Regions from separate parts of the Homo sapiens genome. Here region 2 is linked to region 1. Evidence: read pairs that join two places in POLR2A ChIA-PET (ENCODE). Cell type or tissue: GM12878. All regions are shown on one strand. Each heading gives the region's core, and the rest is flanking DNA. Links, peaks and the distances in the headings are about the cores only.

The links. ChIA-PET counts read pairs that join two places held together with the same protein. Peaks named below come from ENCODE experiments on the same cell type or tissue, not always from the same donor. Only the 100,000 strongest peaks of a DNase experiment are listed, where the experiment ranks them.
Region 2: POLR2A ChIA-PET joins it to region 1 with 6 read pairs; 3 of 35 experiments call an interaction of 5 or more read pairs at or near these places.

The regions. Positions count from the first base shown.
Region 1 is chr14:63,862,556-63,866,894 of GRCh38, reverse strand. All of the region lies in intron 1 of SYNE2 (spectrin repeat containing nuclear envelope protein 2), which reads right to left. Among named protein-coding and RNA genes, the nearest start is that of SYNE2, 12 kb to the right of the region's middle. RefSeq lists an enhancer at 2,464-2,523. In GM12878, for the core only: no CTCF peak of the experiment used is centred there; a DNase peak (open chromatin) is centred at 2,414; H3K4me3 peaks cover 835 bases; H3K27ac peaks cover 3,624 bases.
Region 2 is chr14:64,433,153-64,437,491 of GRCh38, reverse strand. It overlaps MTHFD1 (methylenetetrahydrofolate dehydrogenase, cyclohydrolase and formyltetrahydrofolate synthetase 1), which reads right to left. Exons shown (of 28, transcript NM_005956.4): 16 at 1,821-1,923. Among named protein-coding and RNA genes, the nearest start is that of AKAP5, 30 kb to the left of the region's middle. In GM12878, for the core only: no CTCF peak of the experiment used is centred there; no DNase peak of the experiment used is centred there.

The DNA of each region.
Region 1 (4,339 bases), core at 191-4,190:
GCTCAAGCAATTCTCCCATCTCAGTCTCCTGAGGAGCTGGAACTACAGTTGTGTGCCACCACACCTGGCTAATTTTTAAATTTTTTGTAGAGACGGGATCTCACTATGTTGCCTAGGTTGGTCTTGAATTCCTGGGCTCGAGTGATTCTCCTGCCTTGGCCTCCAAGTGCTGGGATTTCAACATGAGCTACCACGCCCAGCCAGTGATTCTTATTGCTGTTTTATCATTATTTTCAAATACAGAACTTACAATTTTGATCATGTATGTTAGAGAATTTACCTGTTCTCACTTTTAAGCTATAACAAAGTAGGTGTCACTGATATTTCACTTTTTTTGCACTGTAGGTTGTCCAAAGGAATATAGAAATACTGAGATAAGCTTTTTAAAAAAAAGAATAGAGATGGGGTCTAGCTGTGTTGCTGAGGCTGGTCTTGAACTCCTGGGCTCAAGCGATTTTCCCACCTTTGCCTTCCAGAGTGGTGGGATTACAGGTGTGAGCAACTATGCCTGGCCAAAATAAGTGTTTTAAAACAGATGCAAATCTTAGTACCTCTCTTAGTTGGCCAGCTTTTTAAGTAAATTGAAAGAGTTCACCCAAAGAATACCACAGAGATTTTCTTTTGTTTTAGTAGTCTGACATCTCAAGTTCCTTTGGTGTTTCGAGTTTTGTTTCTACTCAGGAAAATGTTGTGGAATGCATAAGACATTTTTAAAGCAGTGTTCTAATTGTTCACCAGCGGAGAGGAAACAACTTAAGTGGTGTTTCTTGTTGGTTGAGAACATATTATATGTATTTTGGGGGCTGAGGACATATCAGGGATATTTCTACAGGGAAGGATTTGAGATAAGGAAAAAAATATTTCTTAGAAATCTCAAAACTATAGTCTGAAATTCCATGAAAAGAAAATTGAAGAATTTTGTAATCCAAGTCATTGGAGATAAAGGGTCAGAAGGAACATTTTTGTTGTTGGAAGTGTTATCTTCCAAGAAGATCCATAAATCCTTTTTTAATGAGCTAGAAGATATGCTAAAGAAAAAGGAATCTCAGAAGTAGATGGAAACAGGTTTTTTGTTTTTGATTTGTAAAAACAAGGTCTTGCTTGGTTGCCCAGCCTGGTGTTCTTTTTTTTAAAGGCCAGATAAATTTCTTTTTTCTTTTCTTTTTTTTTGGGGGGGGGGTGGGTACAGAGTTTTGCTCTTGTTGCCCAGGCTGGAGTGCAGTGGCGTGATCTCGGCTCACTGCAACTTCCACCTCCTGGGTTCACGTGATTCTCCTGAGGTCAGGAGTTCAAGACCAGCCTGCTCAACATGGTGAAACCCCATCTCTACTAAAAATACAAAATCTACTCTCCTCCACTTGGGAGTAGCCTCCAGCTACTTGGGAGGCTAAGGCAGGAGAATCACTCTCCTCCACTCTCCACCCATAAAAGCCCTACTCATCATTCTAGGCCTGGCAATACACCCTCAGCTCAAATGGCAAATGCTTTACAAAATTAGCCCTAACTTCCCCAAAGTTGGCATCACTTGCTTTATGCACCCACAGCACCTTGCTTGTACTTCAGTTGGCACTTCTTCCATTCTAGATAATACTACAGTGACTTGTTTACAAGGCCATCTCCCCCAGTTCCTGAAGAATTAGGGCTCATATATGATTCATTTCTGACTGTCCCCTAAACACCTGATACCTAGCCCCTTGTGTACTGCACCCTTGAACTGAATGTAATAACTAGCATTTGTTACCATGTGTTCTATAGGTACTATGCTTTCTGTTACCTGTATTATCTCAGTAATATAAGTACGTGGGATTTTAGTTTCACTTTTACAGATGAGGAAACTCTACTCAGAGAGGTTAAGTAATTTGCCCAAAATAACACCTCTAGTATATGGCAAAGCTAGAATTTGAACCAGGGGTCAGACTGATTTCAGAACCCAAGCTTTTAACCACTACACTATACCACAGACATTTCTAAAATTCACTTGTTCCTATAGAATGTATGCACACGGAGTATTACTCAAGATCAACACCCCAGGAAATCATATTTAACCCTATCAGCACATGGAGGTCCTTTTGGTTCTGCTCTAGTCCAGGGGCATAAACAGGCAGACTCATGATATCCCAGATTCATTTATTTTTCTCCTTTTTTACCCCCACTCCCAGTCCTCACTACCCCTGAAAAACAAATTAGAAAAGAAATGATTTGGAAGGTAGAGATAAAAAAAGAATTCAATCTTTCACTCCTTGTAAGACACATAATAGTAACAGTAAGTGTATAAGATTTAGCAGCCATATATAACCTAAAAGAATCTGTTGGATCACTTCAAAACATGCTCACCCTGCTCAAACCTGAAATCAACAGCAGTTGCTAAGAAAACACATGACCGACTGCAAGACAACATGATGACTCACCCAAGGAACAAGCTTACCTTCCAGTTCTCAGAAACCATCACCAACAGAGAGTCTTTGTAACCAAATCATCAATCTGTGGTTACAAACATTCAGAAGTTTCTTTTCATCCAGCTCACAAGGGAATATAATCAGTACTGGATTAAACACTTTTATAAAATTAATTATTATCCAGCAGAGGGGAAACTTTCTGCAAAGAAAAATGTACAAAGACTACAAAGGTAACTTATTTTCTTTTAAACAAAGACGTATTAACAGAGGAAAGATTCTTACTCAACATCATCAAATGAGTGACTACAAAGGATATTCTAACAAGAGCAAGCTTAGTAACCTATTTTCTTTGCCATTACACAAGTGCAAATAATAAAACACATCTTGGCCAGGCGCCGTGGCTCACACCTGTAATCCCAGCACTTTGGGAGGCTGAGGCGGGTGGATCACCTGAGGTCAGGAGTTCGAGACCAGCCTGGCTAACCCCGTTTCTACGAAAAATACAAAAAATTAGTCAAGCGTGGTGCCGTGCGCCTGTAATCCCAGCTATTCAGGAGGCTGAGGCAGAATTGCTTGAACCCGGGAGGTGGAGGTTGCAGTGAGCCAAGATCACACCACTGCACTCCAGCGCTGGCAACAAGGGCGAAACTCCATCTCGAAAAAATAATGATAATAAAGATAAAAAAATAAAACATATCTTTAACTCTTTAATAAACAGAATTCTAATAAACAGAATTCATGATAATCATTCCTTTTTTTCTTTCTGAATCACTATCTCAAATTTTTGAACTAAAAGCTCTAATATGCATTATTCTATCAACAATCCCATCATACACTGGCTATAACTCACCATTATACTATAGTAACAGCTTATATGCATTTGAGTTGTGGGGGGTTTTTATTTGTTTTGGAGGCATGGGAGACAGTCTTGAACAGCTTATTTATGTTGTTGAAATGTACAATTAAGATAAAAATATCTTCTGAGTAATATTTTAAAATGAAAATTAGCTAACTCCTATGTTATGACCCATTAATTCATGTATCACACAGAAGCGGCTAAAGATGAAAATCTCAGTCATAAGTGATACAATCAGCTTTTCCTCAGGATACTACAACTTGTCCTCCAAAGCCAAAGTAGGAGAAAACAGGTGGTATGTCTGTAAATCAATTCTGTCCCCTCTCCAAACATGAACTATCCCATAACCTGATCTCCTACTAAATGTGTCATCTCGAACCTTGAAAAAAAGACACCATGGAGCACATTGACTAAGACGAACGGATTTTTAAAATGTATTATGCATCCCCACATGCTGAATACCTTTTCTTTCCAAATGAGGCAACATAACTGCTGAAATGAGTACTGAGAATTCTTAATTTACATATATTAAAAATCTGCCCCAAGGCCAGGCACGGTGGCTCAGGCCCATAATCCCAGCATTTTCGGAGGCTGAGGCGGGCAGGTCACTTGAGGCCAAGAGTTTGAGATCAGCCTGGCCAACATGGTGAAATTCCACCTCTACTAAAAATACAAAAATTAGCCAGGTGTGGTGGTGCATGCCTATAGCTCCAGCTACTCAGGAGGCTGAGGCAGTAGAATCACTTGAACCCAGGAGGCAGAGGCTGCAGTGAGCCAAGATCACGCCACTGCACTCCAGCCTGGCAACAGAGTGAGACTCTGTCTCCAAAAAAACAAAACAAAACAAAAAAAAAACAAAACTGCCCCAAAACCTTCTAATAAAAACTGCCCCAAAACCTAATATCTACCTTCCTAAAAACCTGCCTTTCAAATTAAAATTTCCCCTTCAAGTGCAACAATTCAATTTTGGCAGGGCATGCGTGTATAGTCTTTCTTACTATTCTAGAATATTATCTATAAGTATAATGCACATATTGCTAACATAATGACAGTAAATAAAATGTTTTAATAAAATGTATTCACGGTA
Region 2 (4,339 bases), core at 270-4,269, 570 kb before region 1:
TGTTGTGGAAGAGAAAAACTACCCATCTGGTGTCAGAAGTGAGGTGCTGAGAGTACTATGAGTATAGAGAGGAAACAGGAGTTGCCATTTCAGTATCAAATGCCAAACAATATCAAAGAAACACAAAATTAAATTGATCCATATTCCTACTAATAACATCATTGCTGATGGCTGAATATGTTTTAGAACAGAGTTTTTCATCTTAGAGATTGGTGAAGCAGTGTAAGGATGTGAGAAGCTCACAGAGTACAAATTTGCCTATATATTTTGTGGGTTTTTTTTTCAAGATGTTTTCTATTTCAAAATTAAAATAATTTCAAAGTAAAAACACACACACACACAAAATGAACAAAAAAACCCAGTTCATACTCTAAATGAGTCAAGGAGGAGAAGCATTTTTAAGGCACTTGATAATATGCCAAATTATTTTCCATAAAGACTGTCATAATTTCATACCAAAAGCAGTGTCTTATATAGCAATCAGACACACACACCCCCCACTCTTGCTGTAATGTGTTGTTAAAGCCAACCCTTATTTTTCAAAAGAAAAAAGTATCAGGTTTCATGTAACTAATATTTCTGTAAAAAATAGCTAGTCAATAGGTATGACTGCCTCTAGTTGCTTAGAAAACATGAATGAGACACGAAGCAAAAGAAAAGTAAATCGGATACTAAATCTTCAAAATGGACTTTTAGCTTATTCCTTATAAAATATTATACCATTTGTCTAAAGCTATTGAAGCAAAGGAAGAGAAATTCCAATGTGGTTTTAGACATTGAGAGTGTCATCTAAATAAGGCCATTAGCTAGCAACGGTTATTGAGTCAAGGAAAATCACAAAAACAGTCAATAAACTGGCCTTCAGCTCTATTCTGCATGAGTGGATGAAGATTCTTTCTCAATAGTGATACAGAATAGAAGGTTGCATTGTTGATGCAAAGTGAAATCTAAGCTACACTAGTTGTGCATTGAGAAAAGTAGCATATGGCAGTGAAGCCAGGAAACCTACTTACTGAACTGGTAAGTATTTAAACCTTGAAGGCTACCTAATATGCTATAAGAGAATTTAATAAAATGAGGTAAAAAAATGATTAGGTAGGCCGGGTGCGGTGGCTCATGCCTGTAATCCCAGCACTTTGGGAGCCTGAGGTGGGCGGATCATGAGGTCAGGAGATTGAGACCATCCTAGCTAACATGGTGAAACCCTGTCTCTACTAAAAATACAAAAAATTAGCCGGGCATGATGGCGGGTGCCTGTAGTCCCAGTTACTCGGGAGGCTGAGGCAGGAGAATGGCGTGAACCTGGGAGGCAGAGCTTGCAGTGAGCCGATACTGTGCCACTGCACTCTAGCCTGGGCGACAGAGCGAGACTCCATCTCAAAAAAAAAAAGATTAGGTAAGCTAGAGAACTACAGAAAAAAATCAAGTCATTTATGCCACACAAGAGTTCTAAGAATAAAGGTCACACATGATTCAAGAAGTGATTAAACATAATTTCTCTACTTCATGACACTAAAACTTTTTGCATAAAATTAAATTTGTAAAATGTGATTTTTGGTTTAACTACCCTAATTTCAGTCAACACTGAATAGCCAGCAAAATGTTCGACCAATCCAACAAAGAGATTTGATGATAGCTAATAAGGAGAGATACTGAGAGAGGTGGCAAGAAAAAGAAATAATGTCACCATCTTGGTCATGCCTTAGCTGGTAAAATACCAACATGGAAGCTTCTGAGCCTCACATTTTAACAACTCTTCTGGAGGGTGTAGGGTGTGCAATATAGCCAAAACAAACGGGGCTTGTATACTGCTCTGGTACCTCTTTGCCAAGTTATGGTTTCTGGATCAATGTCCAATCTTGCAAATCTGTTTATCTCTTCATCTGTCAGTGTGGTAGGGTCAGTCTTTTCAATGCCTAGTCTCTGAAAGTGTAGGAAAATGAAAACATAAAATAAGACAAACAGAAGCACAATAAACGTAAGACAAAAATTTTGACCCCTACCTCTAAATGGGATCCCCTCTAGGAAATGCAAACCATCTTAAATTCAGAAGGAAAAACTGAAAGCTGGGGGTTATTTCCTACTGTCAGCCTAAAGAAAGACATTACAAAAAATTATCTCCAAGTAGGTTGAGTTTATTCAGGAATGAGCAACGAGGATTATAACCTGGGATGCCACAAATATGCCTAGTGAGGGAAGGGAAGATTTTACTAGCAAAGAAGGAGAGCTTCAGCTAGGCGTGAAGCTCAGCCTGTGGCTGAGCCTGTAATCCCAGCACTATGGGAAGCTGAGATGGGCAGATCACCTGAGGTCAGGAGTTTGAGACCAGCCTGGCCAACACGGTGAAACCCTGTCTCTACTAAAAAATACAAAAATTAGCTGGGCATGGTGGTGGGTGACTATAATCCCAGCTACTTGGGAGGCTGAGACAGCAGAACTGCTTGAACCCAGGAGGTAGAGGTTGCAGTAAGCCAAGATCACGCCACTGCACTCCAGCCTGGGTGAGACTCCATCTCAAAAAAAAAAAAAAAAAAAAAAAAAAGAAAAGAGGGAGAGCTTCACGTAGTCTGCTTAGAGAGTTCAGGTCAAGGCTGCAGTGAGCCATGATTGTGCCACTGCACTACAGCCTGGGTGACAGAGCAAGACCCTGTCTCAAAAAAAAAAAAAAAACAGAATTCATCGCTCCCAGAAGCTCAAAGCCAGAGTTGTCAATTCATTGGTGCAGTTGCCGTTGCTGGATAAGTGTACTTTCAAGAGCATCTTATCTGAATTACTCCCATCCTGAAGAATGTCTAGTGATAAGTCTTGTCATGGAAACATAAGTATACATTTGAAATGTGCAAGCTGTGCAAAGCAGGAGATGTGTGAAGGACGTGAAGGGATTTCTTTTGGGGTTTTATAAAGTTGTTGGAAACAATTTTTGCTTTTGTTTTTTTGAGATGAGGTCTCATTCTGTCACTTAGGCTAGATTATAGTGGCCCAATGATAGCTCACTGCAACCTTGAACTTCTGGGTTCAAGGGATGCTCCTGCCTTAGCCTCCCGAGTAGCTGGGTATAACTACAGGTGCATGCCACCACACCTGGCTCGTTTTTAAATTTTTTTGTAGAGACGAGGTTTTGCTTCATTGCTCAGGCTGGTCTCGAACTGCTGGGCTCAAGTCATCCTCCTGCCTTGGCCTCCCAAAGTGCTGGGATTACAGGCCTTGCAAACAGTTCTTATCACAGACACGTAAGTGTAAGCCTCCTCTTCTTCATGTTTTCCCAGCCCTGTTTTTTCTGGGTCTGACAAAAGTGATTTTATCCCGATATCTGCAAATTCACATTACTCACACATGTACAAAGGTATTATTAACATGTTTGTCCCTATAACTGAGCACCAGAAGATTTCCCTAAGCCTAGACCTAAATAATCATAGTATCATAGTGACCAAGAAGTGTTGTAAAACACAAACCCAATTTTTTTTGAGACAGTCTCTGTCTGTCACCCAGGCTGGAGTGCAGTGGGGCATCCTCAGCTCACTGCAACCTCCGCCTCCCAGGTTCAAGCGATTCTCTTGTGTCAGCCTCTCGAGTAGCTGGGGCTACAGGCGTGCACCACCATGCCCAGCTAATTTTGTATTTTTAGTAGAGATGGGGTTTCTCCATGTTGGTCAGGCTGGTCTCAAACTCCCAACCTCAGGTGATCCACCTGCCTCAGCTTCCCAACGTTCTGGGATTACAGGTATGAGCCACCACGCCTGGCCTCCTCATCTCTTAAAAAAAAAAAAAAAAAAAAAATGCTGAGCTCAGTGGTTCATGCAAGTAATCCCAGCACTTTGGTATGCCAAGGTAGGCAGATTGCTTGAGCCCAGAAGCTTGAGATCAGCCTGGGCAACACGGCAAAACCCGGTCTCTACACAATATATAAAAATCTGGGCATGGTGGTACCTGGCTGTAGTCTCAGCTACCTAGTTGGGTGAGGTGGGAGAATCACTTGAGTCCTGGAGGTTGAGGCTGTAGTAAGATGTGATTGCACCACGGCACTCCAGCCTGGGTGACAGAGTAAAAGCTTTTCTCAAAAACATAAACAAACAGGCCGGGTACAGTGGCTCACGCCTGTAATCCCAGCACTTTGAGAGGCCAAGGCGGGTGGGTCACCTGAGGTCAGGAGTTCGAGACCAGCCTGGCCAACATGATGAAACCTTCTCTCTACTAAAAATACCAAAATTAGCTGGGCATGGTGGCAGGCACCTGTAACCCCAGCTATTCAGGCTGAGGCAGGAGAACTGCTTGAACCTGAGAGGTGGAGGTTGCAGTGAGCTGAGATCACACCATTGCACTCCAGCCTGGGAGATAGAGT